2 separate regions of the Mus musculus genome follow, and region 2 is linked to region 1. Evidence: chromatin loops called from intact Hi-C (ENCODE). Cell type or tissue: heart. All regions are shown on one strand. Links, peaks and the distances in the headings refer to the core of each region. The heading gives the core; the rest is flanking DNA.

Region 1 (2,500 bases), core at 1-2,500:
CTGAGAAGGAGTGGGGATTCCCGCTCAAGTAGGTATCATGTACTTGGCATGGAAGAAGAAACCATAAGCTGTATCAAAACACACACAGAAAGATAAAGCATCTGTCTTCCAGAGGTCATCTTGACACGAAGATTTAGTCAAAAGCCAATACAACTATCATTTTTCCCCCTCATGGCAAGAGAGGAAAAAAATCCTACTGATTAGCTATTGAATGCCACCTCAGACCTTGAGACTCCACAGTTCAGCGGGAGCTAAAGGAACAACAGCAGCCTGGCCTGATGCTGGGTTTTGTTGTTGTTGTTGTTGTTGTTTTTTCTGCAATCATTTCCTTGGGGCTTGCTGGAGAGTGAGGCTCTGCGTGTAGAAACCATCAAAGACCATCCAGGGCATCTTATAATTCCCTTCTCAAAGATCAAATTACTTATCAATAAAAAAGTGTAAATGTTTGTTCAAAAAGTAAATAAATTTAGAATGTATAAAGACAATATTGGCTTACAAAATACAGGCTCATGCATTCTTCTCTGATTAGTTTAATAATATATTTTATGTGTAAACATTGGGAAACTATAAGTTCATAAAGCAGAAATTAAGATCACTTTTAACCCCAAATCTATGAAATAACCATCATAAACCATGCAGTTTCTCTACTGTTGTTTTCCAAAGTATACAAAAACATAAATAATATAGGCAGTGTTACATATGCAAATATTTCTTTATATTTCCTATATGAACATGTGAACATTTCAAAAGTCTCAAAAACCATGATTTATCTAACTACTATGTAAAACTCCAACAGATACATATTTTATAATCTTTATAATATAAGCTCTATTCTTGTTAACAAATCTCCAAGTGTGAAAACACTATTATCATTTACAAAAAATATAAATAAATAATAACCCTAAGAAAATGGTCCATAATGGAATGAATTTGCAAGCTCTTTTTCTGACAAAAGTTCACAAGTTTGCTTTATTATACCAATGTGTATAACATTTTCATTTAATTCAAAGGATATATATCTAAGGCACAAAACATTGGCCAGTGTCACAAATATGGGAAGATACTGCTCTCTGGTGGTCATTTAAAATGTTGCCTTTAAAAAATATTAATGTACCAGGTGTTTTCCTTAGAAGAAATTATTTAAAACAAAGCATTGAACAGAACAATAGAGTTCTGGAGCTGGCTTTGCTGCTTTGCTTAAATGGTAGTTCCTAGGATTCAAAAAGCCTTTTGTTTGATACATGAGCTCATTCTTGGATACATACAGAGTTTCGGGACAGTTTGAGATATGTGAAAAACATAAAATAAACGTGCTTCAAAAACAAACAAAAATGAATAGGATCTTGATTCTGCACTCTGGAACTAAAAATTCAGTGCAGCTGAGTTTATTCCTTCTCAGACCAGTTTATCTGCTTAAACTAGCAGGCTTTTTTTTTAATGAAAAGTTGCAAAAAGTTTTAGTATTGTAACTGCTGGATAGTACTGGGAGCTTCCATAGACACACCACACAATTCCCCCTGTCATTAACATCCCAAAGTAGTACGGTCTTTTGTTACAATTAATGAAATAAAATTCATAATCGATTCAATTTTCATTCATTTTGAGCTAAGGTCCCTTGCTGTCAGGATTTTATCCAGGCTCCTCCAGGATGTTTACCCAGCCTACCCTCTTAGGCTTTGCACTCCTTTATGAATGCTTCTCAGACTTGGCAATGTTGTTTGTTGTTTGATTTAACCTAAAAAGTTTTGTGAGATTGTTTTGTTGGGTTGGGGGGGGGGGTTGCCTTGTTTTGTTTTGTTTTGTTTTGTTTTTCAGACAAGATCTTACTCTCTTGCTCAGGCTGCATTTGAATTTGTGGACCTCCTGCCTATACTTGCTCAGTGCTGGGATTACTGGCATATACTATCATGCCAGTTTAAATATTTTTGTAGACGTGTTTTATAGATTTTCTGTAATGTCTGTTAACTGATACATGCCTGATGTTTGCCTGGTGCTTAAACTGTAGTCACATGCTTTTTGTCAGGGAGCATTCAGAGGCCAAGTGCGGTTCTTAACACACCACATCAAGATAGGCAAGATGTTGATATTGGCAAGTAACAGTTTTCTCGGAACTCAGCATCCTCTTTAGGTTATAGAGAAAGATGGGCATGAAGAAATTCAGTGACCATAGGGATATCCACCTTTAAGTAGAAGAAACACTTTCAGATCCTTTTTTGTAAGCAGTGAGTTGAATTAGGACTGCTTGTACAAGTATGGGTAGCACCTTATTTACTGCAGTGTAGACAATGGCAGCCATTCTCCCAGCATCCAGCAACTACCAATAGCTTTTAGAGTACCCCCATGAAGTCCCACCCATATCTATGATGGAAAGCTATAGGCCCAGTTGTGTGTAAGTGTCCACAGCTACTCTGTGTTCATGATTGCAATGACCATGTTATAGTGAATTAAAATTGTTAAAATCCATTAGGGCTGTAAAGATGGTTCAGTGAGTAAAGAAGGT
Region 2 (8,101 bases), core at 2,793-5,292, 600 kb before region 1:
TATTTTCTTTGACTGTTGTGTCGATGTTCTCTATGGAATCTTCTGCACCTGAGATTCTCTCTTCCATTTCTTGTATTCTGTTGCTGATGCTCGCATCTATGGTTCCAGATCTCTTTCCTAGGGTTTCTATCTCCAGCGTTGCCTCGCTTTGGGTTTTCTTTATTGTGTCTACTTCCCCTTTTAGTTCTAGTATGGTTTTGTTCATTTCCATCACCTGTTTGGCTGTGTTTTCCTGCTTTTCTTTAAGAGCCTGTAACTCTTTAGCAGTGCTCTCCTGTAAATCTTTAAGTGACTTATGAAAGTCCTTCTTGATGTCCTCTATCATCATCATGAGAAATGTTTTTAAATCTGGGTCTAGATTTTCGGTTGTGTTGGGGTGCCCAGGACTAGGTGGGGTGGGAGTGCTGCGTTCTGATGATGGTGAGTGGTCTTGATTTCTGTTAGTAGGATTCTTACGTTTGCCTTTCGCCATCTGGTAATCTCTGAAGCTAGCTGTTTTAGTTGTCACTGTTAAGAGCTTGTTCTTCAGGTGACTCTGTTAGCCTCTATGAGCAGACCTGGAGGTTAGCACTCTCCTTACTTTCAGTGGGCAGAGTATTCTCTGCAGGCAAGCTCTCTTCTTGCAAGGCAGGTACCCAGATATCTGGTGTTCGAACCAGACTCCTGGCAGAAGTTGTGTTCCACTCACTAGAGGTCTTAGGATCACGTGTGGAATCCTGTGTGGGCCCTTGCGGGTGTCAGGCAACTCAGCTGGCAAGGTAGCAGGGGCTCGAGTGGAGTGGAAGGGGTTTGTGCCCCAGATCAAGCCCGGGTAGCCTGCTTCCCTATGTACCGCAGTCTCAAGTTCCACGCGATTGGATTGGGGTAGGCGCTGTGTTCCACTCACCAGAGGTCTTAGGGTCCCGTGGGGAGTCCCGTGTGGGCCCTTGCGGGTGTTGGGCAAGACTCTGCTGGCAAGGTAGCCCGGGGCTCGAGTCTCGAGTCGAGCGGAAGGGACTTGTGCCCCAGATCAGGCCCGGGTAGCCTGCTTCCCTATGTACCGCAGTCTCAAGTTCCGCGCGATTGGATTGGGGCAGGCACTGTGATCCACTCACCAGAGGTCTTAGGGTCCCGTGGGGAGTCCCGTGTGGGCCCTTGCGGGTGTTGGGCAAGACTCTGCTGTCAAGGTAGCCCGGGGCTCGAGTCTCGAGTCGAGCGGAAGGGACTTGTGCCCCAGATCAGGCCCGGGTAGCCTGCTTCCCTATGTACCGCAGTCTCAAGTTCCGCGCGATTGGATTGGGGCAGGCACTGTGGTCCACTCACCAGAGGTCTTAGGGTCCCGTGGGGAGTCCCGTGTGGACCCTTGCGGGTGTTGGGCAAGACTCTGCTGGCAAGATAGCCCGGGGCTCGAGTCTCGAGTCGAGCGGAAGGGACTTGTGCCTGTTTTTATTTTATATCTGAGATTACAAGATAATCGCATCTCTCCTCTCCTTTTCTTTTTCACTAATTGTTTTTCCACACACACGTGTGTGTATATCTACATATAGATTCCTAAATATATAATCTGTTCAGCCCATATAATGTTCCTTGTAGCTATGTTTTCAGGGCTGAGCATTTGACAGCAATCAATTGGTGTGCTTTTCTCTGGGGAAAACCATCTCTTCCACTCCCAGCATTCCTCAATTATGCATAGTTCTTTGTATAGAGTTGAGGCTTTTCCCTGTCCATTTCGGCATTTCCATTGGTGTCAACCTTGTTCAACTCACATTTATTCAGTCATGTTGATGAGGCTTTATGGATGTGGTATCTGGCATTACTAGGAGACACAGTCTCACAGCAAATTCCATGATACCCTGGGTCTTACCGTCTTTCTGCCCCTCTTCAGCAATGATCCAGAGTCTTTGGTGCAGGAGTTGTGCTGTAGACACAGTTGTGGGACTGGGCTCCACAACTCTGTATTTTGGTTGTTTGTGGGTTTGTTTGATGTTTTCCACCTGTTGCAGAGAGAAATTTTGTTGATGCAGTGACAATTGCCCTTATCTGTGGGTATAAAAATATTTATCACTTGTTGTTAGGTATTAGGCTGGTTTAGTAAAGTGGTGGTTGTAGATTCTCAACCAATATTCATAAATTCACCAGGACTACAAAATTAAGTTTCTCATACCATACATAGCTGCCCTCAGGTCAAAAATTTTAAGAGGAAAATTAAATGGTGGAAAATGGAGGAAATGTTGGAAGAAAATTTCTTTTGCTCAAAGGAACTATAAATCTCTCATGATTAAAACAGTGGTCCTGGTACATGGATTGAAAAATTAGGTTCATAAATTAGGTTCATAGAGTAGAGACTATTGATAAATTAAGTTCATAGAGTAGAGAATATTCAAGGTCCTACTCAAGTGAAATGGAGAGCAGTGTAATGAAGACACTAGGAGAATTGGGGCATGAGAGATGGCTCAGTTGTTAAAAGCAATTGTTCTTTCAGAGACCCTAGTCTGACTTCCCCAAACCAGATGTCAGCTCTAAACCACCCATAGCTTCAGTTTCAGAGGATTCAACATCATCTTCTGAATCCTTAGACAACAGGCACATTGCTGTAATAGACTAATTGAAGCACATAAAATAAAATAAAGTAAATCTATTAAAATTCACATAACCTGGAAGCAAAATGAGCTTTTCTAGAGAGCTATAGTCCAGAAAACAAAAAAGGGATAAACTGATTAATTTAACTATACAAACTTTTCCACAAAAATATAATAGACACAGAAGTTGATTTTTTTTAAAAAAAATCTTCATTACAACTGGTGAGTATCAATCCAATATGATCAACAATTTGTTCTAAATAACAGTGGAATAAGTTAGTATGAGAGAATCTCTTACAAATAAACTGTAGAATGAATACATGCACATAGAGAAAATATAAGAAAAAAATATCACCTGAACATAATTAATAAACACGCAAAATACTGTCATATCTCACAAATGACGAGAGCAGTTTAAGTTAAAACAATCATGAGCTATCCTTTTCCTTCATCTTATCAGAAAAGAGGAGGAAAAGATAGAGACTTGGAACTAGTAGAAATGGACATTCATACCTTGGAGGTGGGATTATTCAATCCCTTTGCAGAACACAAGTCTGTAAGATCTAACAATATGAAAACAAGTATTTAAAATTTACCCTTGACTTAGTAATTTCCCGGTGGTATGCAAGTGTATACAAGTGCAAGGGTATTACTTACAGTGCTGCTTGTGTGAATGAAATATGGGATGAGGTTAAATGGGCCTCATAAGGGGATAGGTTAAATTAATGAGCCTGTATTTCTATGTTGAAATGATAACCAATAAAGGTAATAAAGGTGATTTAAATGTGCTGCAACAAAACTATTTACAATTTTAATTCTTTGAGGTTCATAAAGTACCCGTTGTACACAATGGTGTGTACATTGCAATCTCAATTTTGATGACAAAGACTACTTACATACATATTTCCATGCAAAGAGGAAGTTTGGCTTACATTGTACTTATTTGTACCCTGGAGGTTTTGTGTGAACTGCATGTATTAATTTTTCAATAAACAAACCTAATCTAAAAGCATACTTCTTATGAATTTATATTTGCTTATCTCATCTCTCATTTCTTCTCTTGTTCTTATCTCAAGGTCTCTTAGCCAGTTATCATTGTTTTCAGAGTGGAGCCTGCAGGGAGCTGATGATAACCTGTGACTTGCCTTCTTTCATAACACAGCCCAGCAATCAGCAATTCAATTTCCCTGTACCTGAAAGGCCCTCACTTGATGTTACCATCCAAGTATGTGGCATCTCTTAAATCACAAAACCTTAGGAGGAAGAATGAGTCCCTTCAGCCCTGTAGTTTAGAGAAGTTTGTATTGCTTTCAAGGTATCTGCCACACCAACAGTTTGGGGGTTCTTTTCTAACTGTCCAGCAGATGCCGCTCTCCTCAGTACTTATCCCCAGTGCTTGGGGCAATGTTCACTCTCACTTAAGTGCTGCTCAATGAAATTCAAGTTGCACCTCACTTTCTTGCACTGTGACTTTCATTATTACTTTATGCCTATGCAGAATTACTCTCTGAAATTGCTCTTTACTTTCATAAGAAGTACTATGCATCCCAGATCATATGTTAAGATAGAATTTTCAGTGCATTTACTTTTTAGTTTCCATGTACAACATGTTTCCCCCTCTGCATGCATATTTATATATATATATATAAAACTGATTACTTCAGTGTAGCTAATTAATGGTTCTTTTACCAACTCATTTTTGTGATGAAAAATCATAATGTTGATATTTTTCACGTTTCTCAAAAATACAACATACTATCACTAACTGCAGTCACCTAGCTGTACAATAGACATTCTGAAATGTATTAATCATGACTATAATTATGTATCTTTAATGACTTATATCATCCATCTCTCCCTGTATCTAATCATCAGCCTGTAGTAAATACTATAATACCCTCTATTATGGGATCATGTTTCCCAGTTTTACATATAAGTGAGATCATGTGGTATTTATCTATGACTGCCCTATTTCACCCAACACCTAACACCGCAGACATTTTCTCATGTCATCAAAGATGGGTGCTTAATTTTCCAATGATTGAATAATATTCTATTCCATTATGTAAAAATACCATTTATCTTTTTAGGACCATTAGGTGCATCATTAGGCTGAATTCATAATTTGGCTGTTACCAAATGTTAATAGTGCAATGATGAATATGGTCATGAAGATCATCTCTTAACATAATTGGTTTATACTACACACAGAAAGGGAGAGAGTCAGAGACAGACAAAGACAGAGACAGAGAGACAAACAGAGACAGTGGGAAAGAGGACAGACACCGGGAGAGACAGATACACACACACACACACACACACACACACACACACACAGAGAGAGAGAGAGAGAGAGAGAGAGAGAGAGAGAGAGAGAGAGAGAGAGAGAGAAATTAGTGAGTGAGGTTGTTGGATCATATAGTAATCACACATTTACAAACTATAATTGTCCTACTAGTTTAGAGTTTCATCATTAGTGTACAAAAACTTGGTTTTTCTACACAATTTTAGTAGTTCACCTTCTGTGCTTTTGACAATAGCCACACCAATAAGTTTGAGACAATATATCATTGATTGCATCATTGTAGTTTAGATTTTCACTTGCTTGATAACTAATGAAGTCAAACACTTTTCACGTCTGTTGCCTAGTTGGATCTCTTCTTTTGAGAAGTTTCTATGTACAACTTTTGCACTATTATAGAGATTTTTTTACTGGATTGTTTATATTTTCATATTGAACCAATGTCAGATTTTCTTTCTTTTTTTAAAAATATTTTTTATTACGTATTTTCCTCAATTACATTTCCAATGCTTTCCCAAAAGTCCCCTATACCCTCCCCCCGACTTCTCTACCCACCCATTCCCATTTTTTTGGCCCTGGCATTCCCCTGTACTGGGGCATATAAAGTTTGTGTGTCCAATGGCCCTCTCTTTCCAGTGATGGCCCACTAGGCCATCTTTTGATACATATGCAGCTATAGTCAAGAGCTTCAGGGTACTGGTTAGTTCAGAATGTTGTTCCACCTATAGGGTTGCAGATCCCTTTAGCATCTTGGGTACTTTCTCTAGCTCCTCCATTGGGAGCCCTGTGATCCATCCAATAGCTGACTGTGAGCATCCACTTCTGTGTTTGCCAGGCCCCGGCATAGTCTCACAAGAGACAGCTATATCTGGTACCTTTCAGCAAAATCTTGCTAGTGTATGCATTGGTGTCAGCGTTTGGAAGCTGATTATGGAGTGGATCCTTGGATATGGCAGTCTCTAGATGGTCCATTCTTTCGTCACAGCTCCAAACTTTGACTCTGTAACTCCTTCCATGGGTGTTTTGTTCTTTTACAAATATTTTTCTAATCCTACAGATTCTTTCTGCATATTTCATGCAATTCATACAAAAGCAATAATGACAATCTGTACAGAAATTTATATAGAATCACAAAGAATCCTCAAGTATGCAACACAATCTTGAGCAAAGAGAACAGAGTTGAAACACTGTTTAACATCAGATTGCAAAGATAAAATAACAAAACAACAAGGTACATTTGGTATATATGGAGCTATGCAGAACAATGAAATGGAACAGAGAACCCAGAAATAAATCTGTGCATTTCCAACTATTTGTTTGCTTGTTTTTTTTGTTTTGTTTTGTTTTGTTTTTATATAACAGTCTCTTAGTTTATTATAAACCAGCTTCATAAGCCAGAGGAAAAAAAGGACAGTGTATATACAGCCTTTTGGGAAGGAAACAGGCAAGAAGCTGAGGAGGACCAAGATGAGTCTAGGGCCTTGAAGGGCATATTTCCCAGGGAGGAAGCCCTGAAAGGGAAACCAGACAATCCAATGAGACTCCATAAACTGCATAACAAACAGGTCTGTTGAAACCTGACCCTGGGGAACTCTGAGCTTCCAACTGTGATGCTGTGAGAAGATCAAAGCAGACCTGGCATTCCTGGAGGAGGAGGTCATATCCCAGGAGGGGGCATGCCCATTGGAGTTCCTTGGCCAGGAGGGAGCCCCAGGGGAGGCCGCATGCCAGGAGGTTGGCCCATCATACCTGGAGTAGGGGACCCTGGACCCATAGATAGAGGAGGACCCCCACAACCAGGTCAGTACTGACTTGGGGCTCCTGCAATACTGGCTGTGGCTGTGGCTGCAGCTGCAATAGCTACAACAGTGCCTCTTCCTTGTGGGGTCATTACCTGTTGGGATGGCCCTCCAACATCTCAGACTGGCTCAGCAATTCCTGCAGGAGCCTGGGGCATGGGAACACCTGCTGGGATTCCTCTGCCAGCAGCCCTGCTGATGCTTGGTCCCCCAGGAGCTCCAACAAGTGGCCATGCCGGTGTCTTTGGGAGGAGGTCCTTCTACTGTTATGGAGACCAGGTTCTCCCTGCAAAGCAATACCAGACCAAGGACTTCACTTCCCTTTCTGCTTGTTTGGAGTTCTTTGGCTTGATCTTCACAAACTCATCACAGTCACACAGAATCAAATTCATGTGCTTGTCAAAGGCTTTGAAGGTCCCAATGAAGATCCGGCCATCTTGCAGGATGCACCTCATCCTGTAGTCAATGTTCTGCAACATCTTGCTGCTCTTGCCCACCATCATGGTGGCGGCTTGGATGGCTCAGATTCCCGCTGGATTCACTTCCACAGAGGCCTAGTTGCCAGCCAGCCCACTGGATTCCCACCCTGTTTGCTTGTTTTGACACAGATGCCAAGGACATATAATGAGGAACTGACTTCTAAAAAATTGTGTTATAAGAATTAGAAATCTATGTAAAGACCTTTATGTTTCACTATACCAAGAAATGATCTCAAATAGGGCTAATTATGGAACTGAGAGACAAAAGACCCACTTGTCTTAGAGGAAAACATGGGAAATGCTTCATGACATTGGTTGAGGGAAAGATTTTTTTGCATAAAATTGTTTCTTAGCGTAAAACAACGTAGGAAAGAACTGGCTGCTCTTGTCTAAATTATATTGATGTTTGATTCAAGTAAGAAGTACTCATTTTACTTAACTCTTGTAGATTTCTAGGTAAGGTATTTAAATATTCTGGGTCTCAATTTCTTCATTTATCTATAGATATTGATATCAACAATATAAGGCTTTTAAGTGCAAAGTGACCTTTACCCTATTATACTATTAGCCTAGGGTCTCCTCACTGTCATTTTCAATCTATGGCCCTAATCTCATGCAGAAACAGTACAGCAACAATGAGAGTAAGATCTAGAATAAAATTCAATGCATGCAAGATGTAGATTTTCTCTTTTTCTTGCCATTTGGTTTTCTTACCTTAGTTTCCCCCCTTCTCCCTTATTTGAAGACCTATTTGTGCTTTGATGACCACTTATAAACTTTGTGAAAATGGGATAGTCCCTGAAGTTTCTAGAGCCTCTTTTTTTCCCATCACTGGAAGGATTATTAGGAGGTTTCTATGGGATCATGTGTATGACTGTGTGGAGTGTCAAGTTGTAAAGTGCTATAACAAGGTGAGGTGTTCTTATTATATGGTCATGTAGAGTGAGATTTTAAAGAGAACAA

The links. Hi-C counts contacts between places; a loop is a spot of excess contacts. Peaks named below come from ENCODE experiments on the same cell type or tissue, not always from the same donor. Only the 100,000 strongest peaks of a DNase experiment are listed, where the experiment ranks them.
Region 2: a loop joins it to region 1, with 7 times the contacts of the local background. A loop is called at or near these places in 3 of 42 quality-filtered maps.

The regions. Positions count from the first base shown.
Region 1 is chrX:49,345,219-49,347,718 of GRCm38, reverse strand. It overlaps Gm14696 (predicted gene 14696), which reads left to right and starts at 2,482. Exons shown (of 5, transcript NR_167731.1): 1 at 2,482-2,500. In heart, for the core only: a CTCF peak has its summit at 1,072 (motif pointing left); no DNase peak of the experiment used is centred there.
Region 2 is chrX:49,943,697-49,951,797 of GRCm38, reverse strand. It overlaps the pseudogene Gm15033. Among named protein-coding and RNA genes, the nearest start is that of Olfr1322, 61 kb to the right of the region's middle. In heart, for the core only: a CTCF peak has its summit at 3,931 (motif pointing right); no DNase peak of the experiment used is centred there.